Regions from separate parts of the Homo sapiens genome. Here region 1 is linked to region 2. The links are chromatin loops, found by intact Hi-C in ENCODE. Cell type or tissue: tibial artery. All regions are shown on one strand. Each heading gives the region's core, and the rest is flanking DNA. Links, peaks and the distances in the headings are about the cores only. Region 1 has its middle 91 kb from the start of MON1B. Region 2 has its middle 160 kb from the start of MON1B.

What was found. A loop is a pair of places that touch in the nucleus more often than their neighbours do. Peaks named below come from ENCODE experiments on the same cell type or tissue, not always from the same donor. Only the 100,000 strongest peaks of a DNase experiment are listed, where the experiment ranks them.
Region 1: a loop joins it to region 2, with 3 times the contacts of the local background. A loop is called at or near these places in 1 of 110 quality-filtered maps.

The regions. Positions count from the first base shown.
Region 1 is chr16:77,097,967-77,103,361 of GRCh38, reverse strand. No RefSeq gene overlaps it. Among named protein-coding and RNA genes, the nearest start is that of MON1B, 91 kb to the left of the region's middle. In tibial artery, for the core only: no CTCF peak of the experiment used is centred there; a DNase peak (open chromatin) is centred at 2,691.
Region 2 is chr16:77,031,977-77,037,371 of GRCh38, reverse strand. No RefSeq gene overlaps it. Among named protein-coding and RNA genes, the nearest start is that of MON1B, 160 kb to the left of the region's middle. In tibial artery, for the core only: no CTCF peak of the experiment used is centred there; no DNase peak of the experiment used is centred there.

The DNA.
Region 1 (5,395 bases), core at 236-5,235, 66 kb before region 2:
AACAATACAAAAATTTAGCCAGGGGTAGTGGCAGGCACCTGTACTCCCAGCTACTCGGGAGGCTGAGGCAGGAGAATTGCTTTAACCCAGGAGGTGGAGGTTGCAGTGAGCAGAGAGATTGTGCCACTGCACTCCAGCCTGGGCCACAGAGTGACACCCTATCTCAAAACCAAAAAAAAAAAAGAAAAAAAAAAAAAAGAATAATCTCTGTACTTATGACTGTAGGAGGAAAGCTGTTAGTAAAAAATGGGAAAGACTTTGAAATGAGCAAAAATGATAAATGGATGTTCTTTCTAGGGTACGCTTGCAGCTTAACTGGGTCTTTCATTGGCTTTGAGCTATTTACAACTCTCTAAGTTGTAGAAAGCTGATGGTAATGCAGATGATTATTGTCCATACAAACGTGAATACATTTTGTCTGGTACTGAATAATTGATTGTTGCTTTGTGACTATTCACCAGTTTTGCCTCTGTTTATGAATTCATTTTAGTATTCCAGATTGCCTATTTAAATCTATCTTCTCAGAATTCTTTGAACAAATTTTAACTTCTTACTGATGCCCTTGTTAATTAATAAGTTAAATAAAATCTTTTACAAGCATTCATTTTCTATCTGTATGACAGTCATGAGTTCAACATCTTTTTGGAAGAAATATGTCTTAACACTAGGGTACAATAGCTGCTTAGTAATTCTCTTATACAACCTTTAGTAAAGGCCACATTTGGCATTTCACAGGTTTTCTAACAAGACTGACTTTCAGTGACATAATTTCGCAATTATCCGGCCTAATTCATGTCCACAAAGATTTACTGAGCCTTTGTTCCATGCACGTGTATCAGAGATCAGTAAGATCCACTTGGGTCCCATATAGTTCACATGGGTACAATTACAGCTCTAAGCTTGATGATGCTATGTGTTATGTTATGTGTAATAATAGAATCCCATGCAAAATGTCTGGGGAGACTGAAGAAGCAATGAATTCCAATGAGACAGAATGTGCTATACGTTATGAAGAAGGCAGGATTTGAGTTGAGTCCTGTAGGGTAAGTATGGTTTTTACTGAAAAAAAAGAGGAAAGGGCAAATATTTGAAAAGGCAGTGGGGCATGGAAGGGCATTTTGGCTGGAAAATTATCTCTCAGGTAGGTGGATGTGGGTGTGGACATGGGTGGGGACACCCCTGCAGGTAAATGGGAAGATGTGAAATTTGGGACAGGACCAAATTATGAAATCCCTCAATATCAAGCTTTGGAATCAGGCCAGAGCAGTTAAGACCTATCACAGGTTTTAAAGCAGAGAATGATGTCATTAGATCTTAATAGAAGACAGAGAGTTGACATTGTGGTGTCTTAAAATATCCCAGCTGCTAAACTGCTAAAAGAGATTTGTGATATAATCAGTATATTTGGGTTATGTTTACACTAGACAATCTGGAAGGGTATACTAGCCAGAATACCCTCTTATTATTTTTGCTCATTTTAAAGTCTTTCATATATATTTCTGACAGTCTCCCCATCATGATCTTGATATTCCCGAGATATTTTTAATCATGCATTCACAAAAAAAGACTGGTCTCCCTATCACAATTCTCTTCCTGTCAGAGAGTCTGGGAAAGGTCATAAGTACTTTAGAAACCCTGCTAAAGGGACATTAATTCAGAGATACATTTGGTTAGTATTAATGTCATAGATTTTATGGCTGTTACTTCCATGGATAATTAAATTAGTACTAGCCATATCCGTATAGGAATGTCTTTCAGGAGTATTCTTACTACCCACCTTGTTGACCCATCTTGCAACATGATTTCAAAATACAGGACCAGAAAGTCGACAGTGATAGAAATGTATCTTACAACTCTTGGCACTATAAGTAGTAGGAGAAGCAAGGTATTAAACTGTCCAGAGCAGATGCTAACATCTGGAAAATGACTGGTTTGTGTGAAACTATTAAAAATATTGTATTTTTCTGAATATTTTCTGATTTGACAGTTGTTATTTCTTATTCTAATATAATTTTAACAACTTTCTGCTTTTTTTCCTTAAAGAGAGATTCCCAAATTGGTATAAATTTTGGCTCCTATAAAACCAGATTCACTCTTGGGTATATGCCAGTAGATTTATTATAATAAGTTTATGCAACAAAAAGTCTGAGGATGACCTCCAACCCCACTATTGCACTGAAAATCTTGCCATTTTTTTTACCAACGACTTAATGACTATAATACCAATGACTATATTTGGTGGGTAATTTTCTCATTTAAAAGTGATAAAAAAATCCATAATTATGTGTAAAAAATGTGGAAATTATATAAATGGTTAAAGTAAGAAGTATAAATTTTCTTTCATCCCACTCTGCTCCCAATTCTACACACTTCTCAATGTGTAATCACTATTGACAGTTTGGAAGATTCTTCTGCACCCCATTCTCTTTGCATTTATGTGTGCATCTATGTGTTTATGTGTGCATATATATACTTATATTTATGGTATGTGTTTGTGTTTCTATATAGACAACTAATATTTTATGTTTTTTACATTACAGAGATAATACTATACATATTCTACAATATGCTTTCATTTAAGAATATCTATTACAGCAGCAGTCCCCAAACTTTTTAACAGCAGTGGCTGGTTTTGTTAAAGAGAACTTTTCCACAGACTGGTTTCGGGATAAAACCGTTCCACCTCAGATCGTCAGGCATTAGATTCTCATATGGAGCATGCAGCCTAGATCCTTTGCATGCACAGTTCACAATAGGGTTTATGCTCCTATGAGAATCCAATGCCACTGCTGATCTGACAGCAGCCAGATCTCAGGCAGTAATGCTTGCTCACTTGCAGCTCACCTCCTGCTATGTGGTCAGGTTCCTAACAGGCAACAACGGTCTGTGGCGGGGGTTGGAGACTCCTGTATTAGAGATTTTCCATGTTGGTATAAACAGAAGTACTTCCTTCCTTTTAGTATTATTAATAATGCATGGGATGAAGATACCATAGATTTATGAACCGTTATCTTATTGAGAGACAGGTGTCTTCAAATTATTTGCTAGGGTCAACAATGTTGCTTGCATGTGAGCATCCTTACATATACAATATTATGTAAATATATGTTCATTTCTATAAACTCATAGAAGCAGAATTCCTCTTGAAACTGGAGAATAAGGAGACATATTCACTCATACAATAGGAGGCAAGAATAAAGAGAAATAAGAAGCTGAGAAACAAGAGTTAACTGGGGATTGGTCAAAATGAAGAGAGGAAAACTACAGTGAAATGTAGGCTATGTCTTCAAATAGGTCTGGAGGCTAATGAGGGGGATTGAGAAATGTCATGATATTTGTTCTGGATATTTAAATACCAGCCTGCCTCCTGCACTCAAAGACTTTTCAAAGAGCTCTGTGTTATATTGTGTACCAGGGCCTGGAGAATATCCTGACAATCTGTGGGAAGTTTTGCACAGTAATGGGGACCTTGAGGAAAGTGGCATTTGGCAGATTGTGACTTTACAGGGAGGAAATACTAAGGGAGCCTTTCCCAGAACTGTACAGCGCTGATCTCCCCAGGTCTCACACACTGCTTGGTAACTGGGAGTGATTATAAGTCTTGCAGTCTTACAGAAATAATTGCAAAGAAGTGAATGAGTGAGGAAAAGCCACAACATCGTGTTAAGCAAATCAGTGAGATTTTAAGGGAGAAGATGAGGTCTCCTGTGCCCATAAAGCAGTGGTTCTCAAACCCTCGTTGTTCATTAAAATGACCTGGACAACTTTAAAAAATCTTGATTCCCAGGCCACTACCCTGACTAATTAAAATTAAATCATAATCTTAGAGGGTGGAACCTAGCATCAGTACTTTTAAAGCTCCCCAGGTAATTTCAAGGTGGTTTAAATGCTAATGAAATTAGAAATTACCAGCAATCAATATTCATGAGTCACAAGGAATTATAGTTATGGATTTTGCCAGTCATGTTCAGATCTGGAATATGCCCTCAAGTTATATAGCATTTAGCAAAGATGCTTTTCCTAGGCTATCCCATTGCAATTGATTCACTCTTTGATCTTAGAGACTTTTACTATTAGTAAATAAATATATCTGTAGGTACTAAATCTATGGTATATATTTACTGAGTAAGAATCCATTGCAAATTGCAAATGGAATAACTGGTTCCCGTTAGCAGTATTTGTCAAATGTGCTTTTCCTTGGGTTTTGCTTTTGGGTGTGAGATTTCCTTGCAATGTCATAGTGATGAAAGCATTAGCATTTCACATATGGTGTCCTTGCCTCTCAGTATAATTCATCATCTAAGGTGGGGAACTGCCTTGCGTTCACCTGCAATTATTTCTTGTAATTAGAGCTGCCCCCACATGTAATGCTCTCCCCGTGAGATCCCAGATAATACATTTCAGGGCAAGGATTATTTAATTCTTCCCTGGTAAACTGATCCATCACCAAAGTGTTTCAATTTGTATTGAAAAATGCTACATGGGGTCAGTTCCTAGATGAGTATATCTTGTTCTGTCATTTTGCTGTAAAAAATTCCTATAAAAATTTCCTTTAAGAAAGTTGGACCTGTGGCAATTAAGGAATGAGAAAATACCTAAATTTTTTTTTCTGACGTCTATTTTCCTTCAAAGCAAACTTCACCAAGTTTTACACATAACGTTCCCTTAATTTATTGTCAGAGAGATTGCGTGCCTATTATGCATTTCTTTCCTCTTTTATTTCAAAGTTTTCTACATTTCACAATATTTTCTGATTTTTTTTTTTTTTTTTGAGACAGGGTTTCAATCTGTCCCCCCAGGCTGGAGTGCAGTGGTGTGATCTTGGTTCACTGCAACCTCTACCTTCCAGACTCAAGCAATCCTCCCTATTCAGCCTCCCAAGAAGCTGGGACTACAAGCGTGTGCCACTGTGCCTGGCTAACTTTTGCATTTTTAGGAGACAAGGTTTTGCCATGTTGCCTAATTTTCTGATTTTTTTTAAAAAATTCCTAAACTTTTAAACATTTTTTAAATTTCTCTATAAAAACATTCTTTGGGTCAGGCACAGTGGTCCACGCCTGTAATCCCAGCACTTTGGGAGGCCAAGGTGGGTGGTTCACGAGGTCAGGAGTTCAAGACCAGCCTGGTCAAGATGCTGAAACCCCGTCTCTACTAAAAATACAAAAATTAGCCGGGCGTGGTGGTGGGCGCCTGTAATCCCAGCCACTCAGGAGGCTGAGGCAGGAGAATTGCTTGAACCCGGGCGGCAGAGGTTGCAGTGAGCTGAGATTGCACCACTGCACTCCAGCCCGGGCGACAGAGCAAGACTCTGTTTCAAAAAAAAAAAAAAAAATCTTGGTGTCATGATCCTAAAAAGTTCTCATTCTTTCTCCCTCTGATTGAGGTTGGATTTGAC
Region 2 (5,395 bases), core at 329-5,328:
CCAGGGACTAATCCTGGAGAAACAGAGAGATGTGATCTTTCAAACAGACAATTCAAAATTGTCGTGTTGAGGAAACTCAAAGAAATTCAAGAAAACACATAGAAGGGATTCAGAATTCTATCAGATAAATTTAACAAAGAGATTGAAATAATAAAAAGAGTCAAGCAGAAATGTTGGAGCTGAAAAATGCAATTAGCATACTAAGAATGCATGAGAGTCTTTTAATAGCACAATTGATCAAGCAGAAGAATTAGTGACCTTGCACGCAGGCTACTTGAAAATACACAGTCAGAGGAGACAAAAGAATAAAAAACAATGAAGCATATCTATAGAATCTAGAAAATAGCCTCAAAAGGGCAAATTTAAGACTTATTGGCCTTAAACAGGAGGTAGAGAAAGAGACAGGGGCAGAAAGTTTATTCAAAGGGATAGTAACAGAGAACTTCCTAAACCTAGAGGAATATCAATATCCAAGTACAAGAAGATTATAGAACACCAAGCAAATGTTACCCAAAGAAGACTACCTCAAGGGATTTAATAATCAAACCCCAAATATCAAGCATAAAGAAAGGATCCTAAAAGCAGCAAGAGAAACGAAACCAGTAACATGCAATAAAGCTCCAATGTATCTGGCAGCAGACATTCCACTGGAAACCTTACAGGCCAGGAAAGAGTGTCATGGCATATTTAAAGTGCTGAAGGAATAAAACTTTTACCCTCAAATAGTATATCTGGTGAAATAATCCTTCAAATATGCAGGAGAAATAAAGACTTTCTCAAACAAAAGCTGAGGGATCTCATCAACACCACACCTGTCCTGCAAGAAATGCTAAAGTCCTTCAATCAGAAAGAAAAGGATGTTACTGAGCAATAAGTAATCACCTGAAGATAGAAAACTCACTGGTAATGGTAAGTACACAGAAAAACAGAATATTATAACACTGTAACTGTGTTATGAAAACTACTCTTATGTTGAAAGATTAAATGATGAACCAATCATAAATAATAACTACAGCAACTTTTCAAGATATAGACAGTACAGTAAGACATAAATAAAAACAACAAAAAGTTAAAAAGTGGGGTGATGAAGTTAAGGTATAGAGTTTTTATTAGTTTTCTTTTTGCTTGTTTGTTTGTGCAAACAGTGTTAAGTTATTATCAAGTTTAAATAATGGTTAAAGATAGTACTTGTAAGCCTCATGGCAAACTCAAACCAAAAGTATACAACAGATACACAAAAAATAAAAAGCAAAAAACTAAATTGTATCACCAGAAAAAAAAATCACCTGTGCTAAAGGAAGACAGGAAAGAAAGCAAAAAGGAAAAGAAGACCACAAAAGAACCAGAAAAAAAATAACAAAATGGCAGGAGTAAGTCCTTACTTATCAATAATAACATTAAATATAAATGGACTGAATGCTCCAACCAAAAGACATCAACTGGCCGAATGGATGAAAACACAAGAACCATTGATCTGTTGCCTAAAACAAACACACTTCACCTATAAATGCACACATAGACTGAAAATAAAGGAATGGAAAAAGATATTCCATGCTAATGGAAACAAAAAAAAGATCAGGAGTTGCTATATTTACATCAGACAAAATAGATTTCAAGAAAAAAACTGTAAGAAGTGATATAGAAGGTCACTGTATAATGATAAAGGAATCATTTCAGCAGAAAATATAACAATTTTAAATATATATGACCCAACACTGGAGCACCCAGGTATATAAAAAGCAGCTATTATTAGAGCTAATGTGAGAGGCTCCAATACAATAGCTGGAGACTTCAACACCCCACTTTCAGCACTGGACAGATCTTCCATACAGAAAATCAACAAACAAAATAAAGCAACATTAGACTTAATCTGCACTGTAGACCAAATGGATCTAAAAGATATCTACAGAACATTTCATCCTATGGCTGCAAAATGCACATTCTTTTCCTTGGCACATGGATCATTCTCAAGGATAGACTATGTGATAGGTCACAGAACAAGTCTTAAAACTTTCAAAAAAATTAAGATAATATCAAGCATCTTTTTTGACTGCAATGGACTAAAACTAAAAATTAATAACGAGAGGAATCTTGAAAACTACATGAATACATGGAAATTAAACAATACACTCCTTAATAACCAGTGAGTCAGTGAAGAAATTAAGAAATTAAAACATTTCTTAAAAGAAATGATAATGGAAACATAACATACAAAAACCTATGGGATACAGCAGTAAATCAAACCTCTTTCCCTTATAAATTACCCAGTCTTGGGCAGTTCTTTATAGCAGCGTGAGAATGAACTAGTACATGGGTATATATCCAAAAGAAAAGAAATCAGTACATCAAAGAGATATCTGCACTCCCATGTGTGTTGCGGCACTGTTCATGATAGCTCAGATTTGGAAGAAACCTCAGTGTTCATCAACAGATGAATGGATAAAGAAAAGGTGGTACATATACATAGTGGAGTACTACTCAGCCATAAAAAAGAATGAGATTGACATTTGCAACACAACATGGATGGAACTGGAGATATTACATTACGTGAAATAAGCCAGGCACAGAAAGACAAACTTTGCAGGTTCTCACTCTGCATCTCCATATGAAATGGTTCAACTCTATTGATAAACTTTGTTTAAAGACCATTGTACTAGTCCGTAAAATAAAAACAAGAATATTTATGCTAACACCTGTAGAGAGCTGTCACAAGGAACTTAAGCAATGATGCATGAGAAAGTACATGGTACCGGCCATGGAAACTTAGGCCTAGGTATGGTGAGAAGATTATACTCACAAGCAAAACATTCATTATAAGGCTATCAGTAGCAAAGTCAGTTACTTTGTTGTTTTTCTTTTTTGGTTCTTTTAAATGTAAAACATTGAAAATCAAGTAGAGCAAAATTGCAATTTCTGCTTCTGCCCAATTCTAGTTCTAACCCCAGAAGAAATTACCGCTAGTAGTTTACTATGTCTACTTCTTGACATTTTCTACAGGTTATAGAATGTGTATACACATTCTATAATTCTATAATGTGTGTCTGTGCATGTGTGTGCATCCATGCATGCACATGTATTTACAAGAGTGAAATAATGGCATACTGGTTTCATACTGGATCTCAATACCACACTTGGAACAAGCCATAAAATCATAGGCACACATATTACAGAACGGTTTGTCTTTGCAATCTGGCCTGTCTGTGCCATTTATGTTCCGTTTTGGAATTGTTGATTCCAAGAAGGAAGGTAGAAGATATGGGTTAGCATCTTGGTATCGGGGGCAAGGGGTTCAGCATAAGTTCAAAGCAGAAAATTTTACGGTTCTACAATATATTGTTTTGCAAGTATATATTAAATATTATAGTTTTAATTCATTAGCCATATGTACTTTTAGCTCTAAGGATAAAAATATAAAACAGATGAAGTCAACTATAGTATTTATATTAGATTAACATAAAAATAGTAAATCTGAAGACAGCATTCTTAGTCAAATTTTTATAAAACTTAAGATTTCCTACATATATGAAATCTGTACCTTAAGATGCTATTTTCATAAAAATAGAGTAGCAAAGTTGTTCATTTTTAGTCATTTATGCTCCCCCCCACCTTTTCTTTGGCAAATGGCGCAACATAGCTCCCTGTGGAAGTCATTTATTTCCAGGTGTTTTCCTATCAAACATTTAAGTAACAAGAACAGCTGGTCATAATTTCAAGGAGCCATTAGGGAGAAAGCAGCAACCTCTGAAAACGAATGGAGTTTATAAGCAGAAATAGCTATAATGGTAATTTTAATTTTGTAGTAGGTTAAGAACATTTGTATTTGGTAGGCACATTTATTTTTATATTATTATCATATCACAAATTTAAATACAGATTCAAGGGAAATCCTAGGTCTTATTTTGCAAAGGATAGGAACATTCTTGTTCAGCAAGTGAGGAAGGATAATGGCATCCAAAGCAAAATTGTTAATTTTTCCAAAATCTAAGTGCAGGTCATACTCAGTTAAAAGCTTCAATTCTGTGTTGTGAATATCACTGCTGCATTTTACCTAGAGATAACCAGAATTATAGCTCTTTACCTTAAGACGACAAAAATATTAAAAGGTTTCTGGACCAATGTGATATTTTTCTTTGCTCACTCAAATTTCATATAAAAGAGAATTAAACATTAACATAGCATCATTATGCTAAATAAAACAGTTTGAATGGGTTTAAATAAGTTACTCATAGGTATAGAAACAAGACTAGATGTCTAATGTGAAAATTACAACGTTCTGTGTGTGAAAATTTTGTGAATTTAGGGCAGTACTGTCACTCAGTCTTTGCAAATTTTAATCCTGCAATTTACTTTGCTTTAGGTCGTAGGACCACAGAAAATTATGCCCAGAGATTTGAAAGCCTACAAGACTTCTAGGCCTGCTAGTTACAATAAAACAGCATAGTTTTCTCAGAATTGCAGTCTAGCTATTATGAGAATACCACCAATATTTCAACCTGCTAATTTGCCCAGAATGTGACTAAATTTTAACTTTTTATGAATTAGGTACCATTTATTTTGTCTGTGACAGAGGCTACCTATTAAATAGCTGCATTCTTGAAAGCTAGTATGCTCATTTTATTTTTAAGATGGTTGTTTCTTTAAGAGAACAAATAAAACTAAGTGTACTTACATTCCCATATGAATGGATTGACAGCTAAATAAAATGTTCTGTAGGAGTGCGCCCTTGCTACAATGAAGCAATGGTTTCATATAAGTGTCTGAAAAAAACTTGGCAACTATAAAATTGGTAATTACAGACTATCAGTTACTTCAGTTAAAATTTGAATTATTCTCTACTGGCATTTGAATGTTTATAGAGACAGAATAACACTTAATTAAAATATGACAGCACCTCCCAACCTGCAAACACACCATCCTCCATTAGCATAATATAAAGACTGAGGGTGGGCGTGGTGGCTCACTGCTGTAATTCCAGCACTTTGGGAGGCCAAGGTGGGAGGGTCCTTTGAGCCCAGGAGTTCAAGCCCCAGGCCCAGCCTAGGAAACACTGTGAAACTTTATCTCTACAAAAATACACACACACACACACTCTTAGCCTAGTGTGACCGCATGTGCCTGTGGTGCCAGCTACTTGGGAGGCTGAGGCAGAGGGATGGCTTGAGCCCAGGAGGTCAAGGCTGCAGTGAGCCATGATCACACCACCGCACTCCAGCCTGGGTGACAGAGTGAGACCCTGTCTCAAAATAAAAAAAGACTGAAGTGTGTGTTTGGCTGATTTTTATAAAGATAGAGGATGCAGATGCCTGAATCCTATCCAGGACAAGATAATAATTGGTAAGTCAATGATAACTCTGTCTCATTTTCAAGAATTTTATTATACTCTATAACATTAGGC